Regions from separate parts of the Homo sapiens genome. Here region 2 is linked to region 1. A link is an interaction called in ENCODE POLR2A ChIA-PET data of the cell type or tissue named here. Cell type or tissue: MCF 10A. All regions are shown on one strand.

What was found. ChIA-PET counts read pairs that join two places held together with the same protein. Peaks named below come from ENCODE experiments on the same cell type or tissue, not always from the same donor. Only the 100,000 strongest peaks of a DNase experiment are listed, where the experiment ranks them.
Region 2: POLR2A ChIA-PET joins it to region 1 with 5 read pairs; 2 of 35 experiments call an interaction of 5 or more read pairs at or near these places.

What each region holds. Positions count from the first base shown.
Region 1 is chrX:85,690,851-85,695,850 of GRCh38, forward strand. No RefSeq gene overlaps it. Among named protein-coding and RNA genes, the nearest start is that of MIR1321, 140 kb to the right of the region's middle. In MCF 10A, no CTCF peak of the experiment used is centred here; no DNase peak of the experiment used is centred here.
Region 2 is chrX:85,920,996-85,925,995 of GRCh38, forward strand. All of the region lies in intron 8 of CHM (CHM Rab escort protein), which reads right to left. Among named protein-coding and RNA genes, the nearest start is that of MIR361, 20 kb to the left of the region's middle. In MCF 10A, no CTCF peak of the experiment used is centred here; a DNase peak (open chromatin) is centred at 2,036.

The DNA.
Region 1 (5,000 bases):
ATCTTTATGTCCATATGAACTCAATGTTGGCTGTTAGGATTCCATAATTATTCAGGACCTCTATAATAGGTACAATGTCACAACCTAATATCTTAGACAATGCTGAAGTTATTTCTTCGTTATGGTTCTCACAACCTAACTTCCTAGGTTTGAAGTTGCTTTGAGAGATACTGTTGTTTCTCATAAGTCAAAGGCAGATAGATGCACCCTCTCCCAAAGACCACTTTCTTTGGGATGGGGTCATGGGATTTGAGGGGTTCTCCTCCATGCTTGTGTTCAGTCTGAAGCAATGATGATGCTATTGCCAGAAGAAATAACACCAACAAATATTGGTGGGGGGGGGGGTTCCTATGAATTTTGTCTTGCATTGTTTTATACAAGAAGTCCTAAACCAAAAAGAAAGAAATAATGAAAATATTTTCAGCCAGGTGGCAATAGTCTTTTTTGATTGAAGCACATTCTCTACTATATAGCTAAATTCATCCTTTGGAATTTTAATTTTCTGTGACTGACACTGTACTCCTCCCCAAGATTAGAAAGCCAGAGCACATGTCAGTGTGCATGCAACTTTCAAATATCCTCTTTTTCATTGCTTTCTGAATAGCCTGGCTATTCTCTTCCAGAACGGAGAAAAATGATTCCCTAGAAATGAGACTTCCTCATCTCTATGCGGCAAAGAGCTCATATTCATTTTCTCAGCCTCTGATAGCTTCAGAAAGGATAGTTATTGTTAGCCTGGACTATTCTTGGAGCCAGAAATGCTGTGGTTGGGGCATTTCATCAACCAAATCACAGTTGTTCTGCCTTCCCATAAGTGATGCTCTGCCATCCTCACATCCTATTAGATTGCTCGAAGAAATAAAGTTCACTATAACTAGATGGTTTCATACAGAATCTTTACTTGTCTATGGCTTTATCTTGTAACAAGTTTTTCTCTTCCAATATGGGGTTGCACAACATACCCAGAGCTGTAGGCAGTACCACAAAACATCCATGTTATTCATTTATTTGTTTATGTAAGAATTACACTGAAAAAGGCAATATTTGTAAACATTTAAAATTATACTCTTTCATTTGCTTTTGTCTTGTGTTCCTTTCCAAGGATTGAAATTTCTCCCATGCAATTTGGATAAAACAGGAAACAGCTTAATTTAACTGCAGTATTCTTGCATTATATACATTTATATACATATTTCTATTAAATAGGCTTGCATACACAGTACTATACAGATACTGAAGCTGGAAGTGAAATAGTCTTTCTCCATTTTGATACACCCAGCCTTGCACCCACAAATTAGATATGGTACTAATTATGTCTATTTAACATATTGGGAGAAGAGTTTTGGAGAGGAAGTTCCAATTTAATTTCTTTTTCCACCAGTGGGAGAGACTCATTCTTGCTTGAATGTCATCAAAATATAAAAAGATGAAAGAAAACAGACAATATAATAAGTAAATCCGAACCCTGCTCAAAACATGTAGCACAATTAGAGCAAAAAAAAAAAACCTGATTCTTAGGGATATTTGGAGAAATGACTGATGCCAGAGCTAGGGTAGGGTAGACACAAAATGAGCCTGAAATGTAAAAAAACATATTATGTTTTGTTATACCAAAAGCATAATAGAAATTTTCATTTCATTGGGAGCATGCCACAAAATGCAGTTAACAAATTGAAAAAAATTCCTGCTGGAAAAATCTGAGACAATATAAGCACCAAAATTACTGAGTAAACCACTGAAAAAATAAGAATTCATGAGTCCACACTGACAGTAATAGATAAATATATAAATAAATATGGGGGAAGGGTTTTTCCTTGAAATAGATTGCTGATAAGTATGAAGGAAGTACTGGAGCTAAAAAATAATTATTTAACAATAATCATAATAAAGACTAAATTAATAAAATATGATAAGTGGAGGCTGAATCTTGGGGGAAATTATGCATATTCTCCAAGTGACTTCCCACAGACAACTTATTAGTTACAAAAAAGTAATATAACCAGTAATTATACATCAAATAATTTGGGCAGCACCTTGACTGGATGATCAAAAGGCAAGAAAAGGCTGTGGACCTGTCCCAGATTAAAGAAGCCTAGCGAGATATGACAATTATATGTGCTACCAGGTTCTAGACTGGATTCTCAACTCAAGGAGAAAATGCTGTAAAGGACACTACTGGGTCAACTGGCATAGTTGGAATATAAGAGATATGTTAGATAAAAGTATTTTGTCATATTCTTAGGCTCATGATGCACATGGCTCACCCGTGAATGGTTCAGAAAAATATTATAAAATTATGTGTGTGTGTGAGGAGACAGAGAGCAAAAGGAGTAAAATATTTATTTTATTTTTATATTCTTTTTTATCTTCTAAAAAAAAGGGGATACATGTGCAGAAAATGCAGGTTTGTTACATAGGTAAACATATGCCATGGTGGTTTGCTTCACCTATTGACCCATCCTCTAAGTTCCCTCCACTCACCCCACACCCCCCCAAGAGGCCCTGGTGTGTGTTTTTCCCCTCTCTGTGTCCATGTGTTCTCAATGTTCAACTCCCACTTATGAGTGAGAATATGCAGTATTTGGTTTCCTGTCCCTGTGTTAGTTTGCTGAAGATGATGGCTTCCAGCTTCATCCATGTCCCTGCAAAGGACATGATCTCATTCCTTTTTATGGCTGCATAGTATTCCATGGTGTATATGTACAGCATTTTCTTTATCCAGTCTATAATTGATGGGCATTTGGGTTGGTTCCATGTTTTTGCTATTGTAAATAGTGCTGCAATAAACATACATGTGCATGTGTCTTTATAGTAGAATGATTTATATTCCTTTGGGTATATACTCAATAATGTGATTGTTGGGTCAAATGGTATTTCTGGTTCTAGATCCTTGAGGAATCGCCATACTGTCTTCTACAATGGTTGCAATAATTTACATTCCCACCAGCGGTAAAAAGTGTTCCTATTTCTCCACAGCCTCACCAGCATCTATTGTTTCCTGACTTTTTAATAATTGCCATTCTGACTGGCATGAGATGTTATCTCATTTTGGTTTTGATTTGCTCTTCTCTGATGATCAGTGATGTTGAGCTTTTTTTCATGTTTGTTGGCCACGTAAATGTCTTCTTTTGAAAAGTGTCTGTTCATATCCTTTGCCCACTTTGTGATGGGGTTGTTTGCCTTTTTCTTGTAAATATGTTTAAGTTCCTTGCAAATTCTGAATATTAGAACTTTGTCACATGGGTAGATTGCAAAAATTTTCTCTCATTCTGTAAGTTGCCTGTTCTCTCTGATGATAGTTTCTTTTGCTGTGCAGAAGCTCTTTAACTTTAGTTAACTAGATCCCATTTGTCAATTTTGGCTTTTGTTGGCATTGCTTTTGGCATTTTTTTCATAAAGTCTTTGCCCATGCCTAGGTCCTGAATGGTATTGCCTAGGTTTTCTTCTAGGGTTTTTATGGTTTTGGGTTTTACATTTAAGTCTTCAGTCCATCTCGAGTTACTTTTTGTATAAGGTGTAAGGAAGGGGTCCAGTTTCAGTTTTCTGCATATGGCTAGCCAGTTTTCCCAGCACCGTTTACTGAATAGGAGATCCTTTACCAATTGCTTGTTATTGCCAGGTTTGTCAAATATCTGATGGTTATAGATTTGTGGTGTTATTTCTGAGGTCTCTGTTCTGCTCCATTGGTTTATATATTTGCTTTGATACCAGTATCATGCTGTTTTTGTTACTGCAGCCTTGTAGTACAGTTTGAAGTCAGGTAGCCTGATGCCTCCAGCTTTGTTCTTTTTGCTTAGGATTATCTTGACTATACAGGGTCTTCTTTGATTCCATATGAAATTTAAAATAATTTTTTCTAATTCTGTAAAAACCGTCAAAGGTAGTTTTATTGGAATAGCATTGAATCTATAACTAACTTTGGGCAGTATGGGCACTTTCACAATATTGATTCTTCCTATCCATGAGGATGGAATGTTTTTCCATTTGTTTAAATTTTCTCTTATTTTCTTTAGCAGTGCTTTGTAGGTCTCTTTGAAGAGGTCCTTCACATCCCTTGTTAGCTGTATTCCTAGGTATTTTATTCTCTTTGTAGCGATTGTGAAAGGCAGTTCATTCATGATTTGGCTCTCTGCTTACCTATTGTTGGTGTCAAGAAATGCTTGTGGTTTTTGCACATTGATTTTATGTCCTGAGACTTTGCTGAAGTTGCTTATCAGTTCAAGAAGTTTTTGGGCTGAGATCATGGGAATTTCTAAATATAAAATCATGTTGTCTGCAAACAGAGACAACTTTACTTCATCTCTTCCATTTTAAATACCTTTATTTCTTTCTCTCCCCTGATTTCTCTGGCCAGTACTTCCAATACTATGTTGAATAGGAGTGTTGAGAGAGGGCATCCTTGTCTTGTACTGGTTTTCAAAGGGAATACTTCCAGCTTTTGCCCATTCAATATGATATTGGCTGTGGGTTTGTCATAAATAGCGCTTATTATTTTGAGATATGTTCCATCAATACCCGGTTTATTGAGAGTTTTTAACATGAAAGGATGTTGAATTTTATCAAAGGCCTTTTCTGCATTTATTGAGATAATCATGTAGTTTTTGTCTTTGATTCTGTTTATGTGATGGATTACATTTATATATTTGCATATGTTGAAACAGCCTTGCATCTCAGGAATAAAGCTGACTTGATCATGGTGGATAAGTTTTCTGATGTGCTGCTGGATTTGGTTTGCCAGTATTTTATTGAGGATTTTCACATCAATGTTCATCAGGGATATTGGCCTGAAGTTTTCTTTTTTTGTTTGTCTCTTCCTGGTTTGGGTATCAGGATGATGCTGGCTTCATAAAATGAGTTAGGGAGAAGTCCCTCCTTTTCAATTGTTTGGAATAGTTTCAGAAGAAATAATACCAACTCCTCTTTGTATTTCTGGTAGAATTCAGCTGTGAATCCATCTGGTTCTGGGCTTTTTTTTTTTTTTTCCTTTGGTAGGCTACTAA
Region 2 (5,000 bases), 230 kb after region 1:
ATTATGTGTGACTTCATTTTAGATAGTGCAAAAACTCAAAGTATAACCATGGGAATAGTGGTCTTCAGAGTACCTAGCAAATTATGACTATCTTGTAATCCATATTTTAAAATGTGATGTATAAAGTATACTGGTAAGCTAGAAATTTTTAAATAAAGAAAAAGCTGTGAGTAGAAGGTAAATACTTTACCATGATTTTGGGGGAGGTAATAAGTTTCCACATGACACGTTTTCTTCCAGTGCATTAAATGGCAGCCTAACAACCCAAAGGTTAACACGTCTTAGTGAAGGACAATTAAGCAACCAAAGATGGCAAACATCTCTGAGATGTCAGGTAGGCTCCATCTTTGGTGCAGTTTACAGAAGCCATCCTAAGGCCTAACATAACACCTGGCAAGACAGCTCTGTACACCTCCCTTCCAAAGGGTAGTATGCAGCCTAGAGGCAAGCAAGTATAAATTTTGCAGGACTTATCTAAAAAAGAAATCTACTAAACACAGTAGGTAGGACTGTCCCCAAAAAAGTCACTACAAAAATACATTTGAACTCTTCATCAAATTCCATTAAAAACAAACCAAACAAAAAGGTCTGTTACAAGAGAAAAATTAGAGTGACCATTGATCATCAATGTGCTTTAGTGACACCCCAGCTAAAACCGTAAACTGAAAAGCAGAAGTTCCATTCCAACAGTAAGTAGGCATGCCTACATGTCACGAGACACTGTAAGACTTCAGTGATTGCATCTATCTACAAAAAGTTCAACTTTGTTTCTTGTAACTATATTCATACATATGCATTTATCATAACACTATATTTAAAACAACATATTGAGTTTTCTGTCATGTTGTAATGTTGACCTGATTGGTGGCTGCCAGTCTGAAAAAATACATGTAGGGAAATCTAAATGCATGTATTTATTTTTATATACACACACACACGGGAAGGGGATCCCAAAAGTCTTTACACACATGTGCATGAACTATAAATGCAGTATTTACACACATGTGCATTTACACACATGTGCATGTGGTATTTACACACATATGCATGAACTATAAATGCAGTTTTTACACAGGATGGTCTTAGTGCTGTTTACACACATGTTCATGCACTATAAATGCAGTTTTACTATATACTGTAGATCAGATAGCATGTTTGTGGGTTACATACTTATATTGCATATTTATATTACTAAATCATGTAGTAGTAATATAAATGATATAAATATGCAATATAAATATGTAACCCACAAACATGTTATATGATCTACAGTATAAAGTAAATTATCAGAGTTTTCACTTATGCTAACATTCCCCCCTTTTTTTTCTTCCTTTCTTGGTATTTGGTATCTTTCTTTGAGCAGGAAGTAGAGGGAAGGAGAATATTTGTATGGTGGGTGTCAGAAGTAAATGCTGTATTTTGCTGTAGTGGGTCTGGCTCCTGGGAAGGCAAAATTGGACGGCATATGCCATAGCATCATCTCTCCCCAAGATCCCTGCTAAGACTCAAGCTATTGGAATCCAACTCAGCATGGACTTCCTATTGGCCTGAAACAGAATGCTTCCTCAAGAGCAGTAGCTAAATACAGATGCTCCTTGCCTTGTAAACTGAAAATATCAATGGGTATAATGGGACACAACTCCATCATAAGTTGAGGAGTGTACTGAATGTGTATCACTTTCATACCATTTTAATGTCAAGAAAACCTTAAATCAAACCAAGTTGGGGATGATCTTTCATAGGCAATGACTCCTGCAGCCTCAGGAAACAGTTACGTTCAAAACAATCCCAAGCCAGGCCTCATCCTCTGCTACAAGCTCTTGAAACTCATTATCTATAAGGTTTTACTCTATTCAGCAAGGCCATCAAAAAAGCCTTCAAATGAGTGTTCCACTACAACATAGCCTCATTCACAATGATCCAGTATTGCCAAAACAGCAAGCGTGACCTGATATGAGTCATGATGACAGAAGTTGAGTGGGCTTGTTTAGCAAGCAGTGATCACCAAAATCAAAATTACTAGGTCACTAGAAGTCAAGTGTATAACTTTAGTAATGATGTGCAAATTGCAAAGAGATCAACTCGTGGGGGTGATTGTGAAATTAATGTGGACATTCTAACTCTTGAGTCAGACTGCCTAGGTTCCTTTCCCGATTCCTCCCACTTACCAGCTGTGTGACAGTGCTTCAGTTCTCAAGACTATAAAATGGGGATAATGATATCTATTGCATAGACTTGCCACAAGGATTAAATGGGTTAATACATGTAAAGTGCTTACTATCTGCCTGGTGCATGGTAAATGTTAAATACATCAACGCTTTTGTTAGCTATCATCTTCCGTAGCAAAGGAGATAATAATTACAGATTGTACCACCAATGTGGGGTTTGTAGGCTACATTGCTCTTATTGACTGTGTGAGAGTCCACCTCCAGGTGTTCAAGCCCTGTAGTTTCTAACAGAATTCAAGCAACTTGGGGACCTGGTCAATTCAACTACCTTCTACAGAGGAACTTGTGACAGTTTTAAGAGAAGTGTTAATGCTGATGGCAACAAGCAACAACATTTATACTTTTATGCACAAATATTTGTAGAACTAGGTCTACTATGTACCAGGTATAATTCTGGGCACTGGGGATACAAAAGTATGCGAGACAAATGCTGTCCCTGCTGTCATATAACTTACCTAGTACAAGAGAGAGACAACAAACAAGAAATAAGAGTAGATAGTGGTAAGTGTTCTGAAGATAATAAAACAGGATAAGGTGAAGGTGATATGGGGGTTGGAACATTAGACAGGGTATTCAGGGACAGTCTCTTTGAGGAACTGGTATCTGAGCTGAGACCTGAATGATCAGAAGAAACTGACCACATGAAAGGGTGGAAGAACATTCCAAGCAGAAAGAAAATGAAATTTCAAAACTTGAAGTGCAAGCTAGCTCAGTGTATTTGAAGAAGAAGAGAGATGGCTAAGGGAGATGGATCACAGTGAATAGGGAGGAATACAGTAGGAAACGAGGACGCATATAGTTGGGGGCCTAATCATGCAAGGCTTTCAAGGCCAGGTTAAAGATCTTAAACTTTACTCTTAAGTACAATGAGTAGTACAACCAGCAAGTTTTGAGCAAGGCAGTGACATGATCAGATTTGTATTATTTTTAAAATGGGTCTGGCTGCTCTGTGGAGAATTCTCAAAGGGGCAAGAGTGAAAGAGGGGAGGCCAGTTATGTCTGCCATAAACCAAGTAAGAGAAGATGGTGACCTAAAGCAAGGTAATGGCAGTGCACATGAAGAAGTGGAGAGGCTGGGGACATATATAAGACATCAAGCTGACAAGAATTGCTAATAGACTGGAGGCAGAAGGGAGGTGTCTTCCTCAGAACAAGTATAAGGTAATGTGCACATTCATGAAAGCAGTCTCCCCCATGAAATGTGAAGCAATCAAATGCAACTGCTCAAGCCTGGTAGTCTTCCTATACAAGTATTGCTGTGAAGGAATACCCAGAAAGCACTCTTACTCCACCTGTGGGGTGATTATTAGAGACAGCAAATTGTTACCAACCTCAAAAACCACTACTATCTCTTGGCCATTCATCAAGATTACAACTTAATACTCTGGGTACTAATTTCTATATAGGAGGGCACAAGGAACAGGTTAGTTTCTGTGCCTTAAGGAGTCATCATGGACCTGGAATAACAGCACTGCTGCTAATTCAAGAAATTATGTAGTACAAGTATCTGAGTCTAGTGGGGCTTCTGGTGTGGATTTCCCACTCAAGGAAAAGGTTGTGGGCAGATGGACTGCCCTTTAGGAACTGCTGTCAATCTTGGAAGGCATAATCATCATGCTTAATCTAGAAAAAGCTGTCAAAAAAAACAACACATAGCCTTCAGAAAACTTGCTCCCAAAAAGTGCCTCCTTTTTATAAATCTTAGCCATTTATCTAGCTTCCTCTATTCTTGATGAGACTGTAGATGATACATTCAATATCTTTCAGTTTTTCCAGCTGTCCTTAAATTTAACCTTCTATAGGACAGTCACAGTAAAACTATGTATTGGATGACAAAAACAGATCTGTATTAGTAATTGTACCAGGGGTCCAGAATAAATTAGCACAAATTATAGACTACAAGTGATCACTCAATCTTTAAAACATAAAGCCTTCTAAAATACTGAGGGTCAACTTATATGTTTGGGTCAAACCCTAGCCTCCATATCTATGTTTCATAAGTACAGTGACCACCTGGTTTGTACAAGGGCCAGAACCACCGAACCAACTCAATGATTCCTCAATATAGCTTATCACAATGATGTCAATGGACATCATTTCAATGGAACTTTTGATGGAAAAGCACTGGTGTTTCCTGACTACTCTTTAAACACATCATAATTTAAACTAAGCTCTTAATAAAATTGCATTTTTCAGTCTGAACACCCATGCTATTTGCCCCATCTTTATTATCTGCCACAGAGATACCTAAGCAAATTCATTCAAAAATAGGTTTTTTAAATTCAAAAGAAAGCCTTTGGTTCAAACTTTTGGGGTGTAGCAAACTAGCCTACAGCAATCCTACTTAGAATCTCTATAAGATTTCTTTTGCTCAATCTCCTTTCTTGGGCTCTTTCTCTGGTTTAATGTCCTGTATGATATATATTCATTTTTGTTTTGAGTAATCCTTATTTAAATCATTGTTCCATTTTGCTGCCCAGTCTTGAAAATTCAAATTGTACAAATAACATAAAGGTAAAGAGACATCCATTTTGAATCCAGAAAGAATATACTTCTTTTACTTCTAATGCTCTTCATGGCTATGTTCAGGATTATGTTGGTTTTTCTGAATGTAGAAACAAAAATATCAAAAGTGAATGTCTTTAGGGAGCCCTACATAACAACTCCTAGATCTCTTTCATGGGTTGAAAAATGTACAGAGACCATCTTCTTAGAAACACGGCCACTCATGTCATTTTCCTGCTTTTTCACAGGGTCCTTGTGAAATAGTCC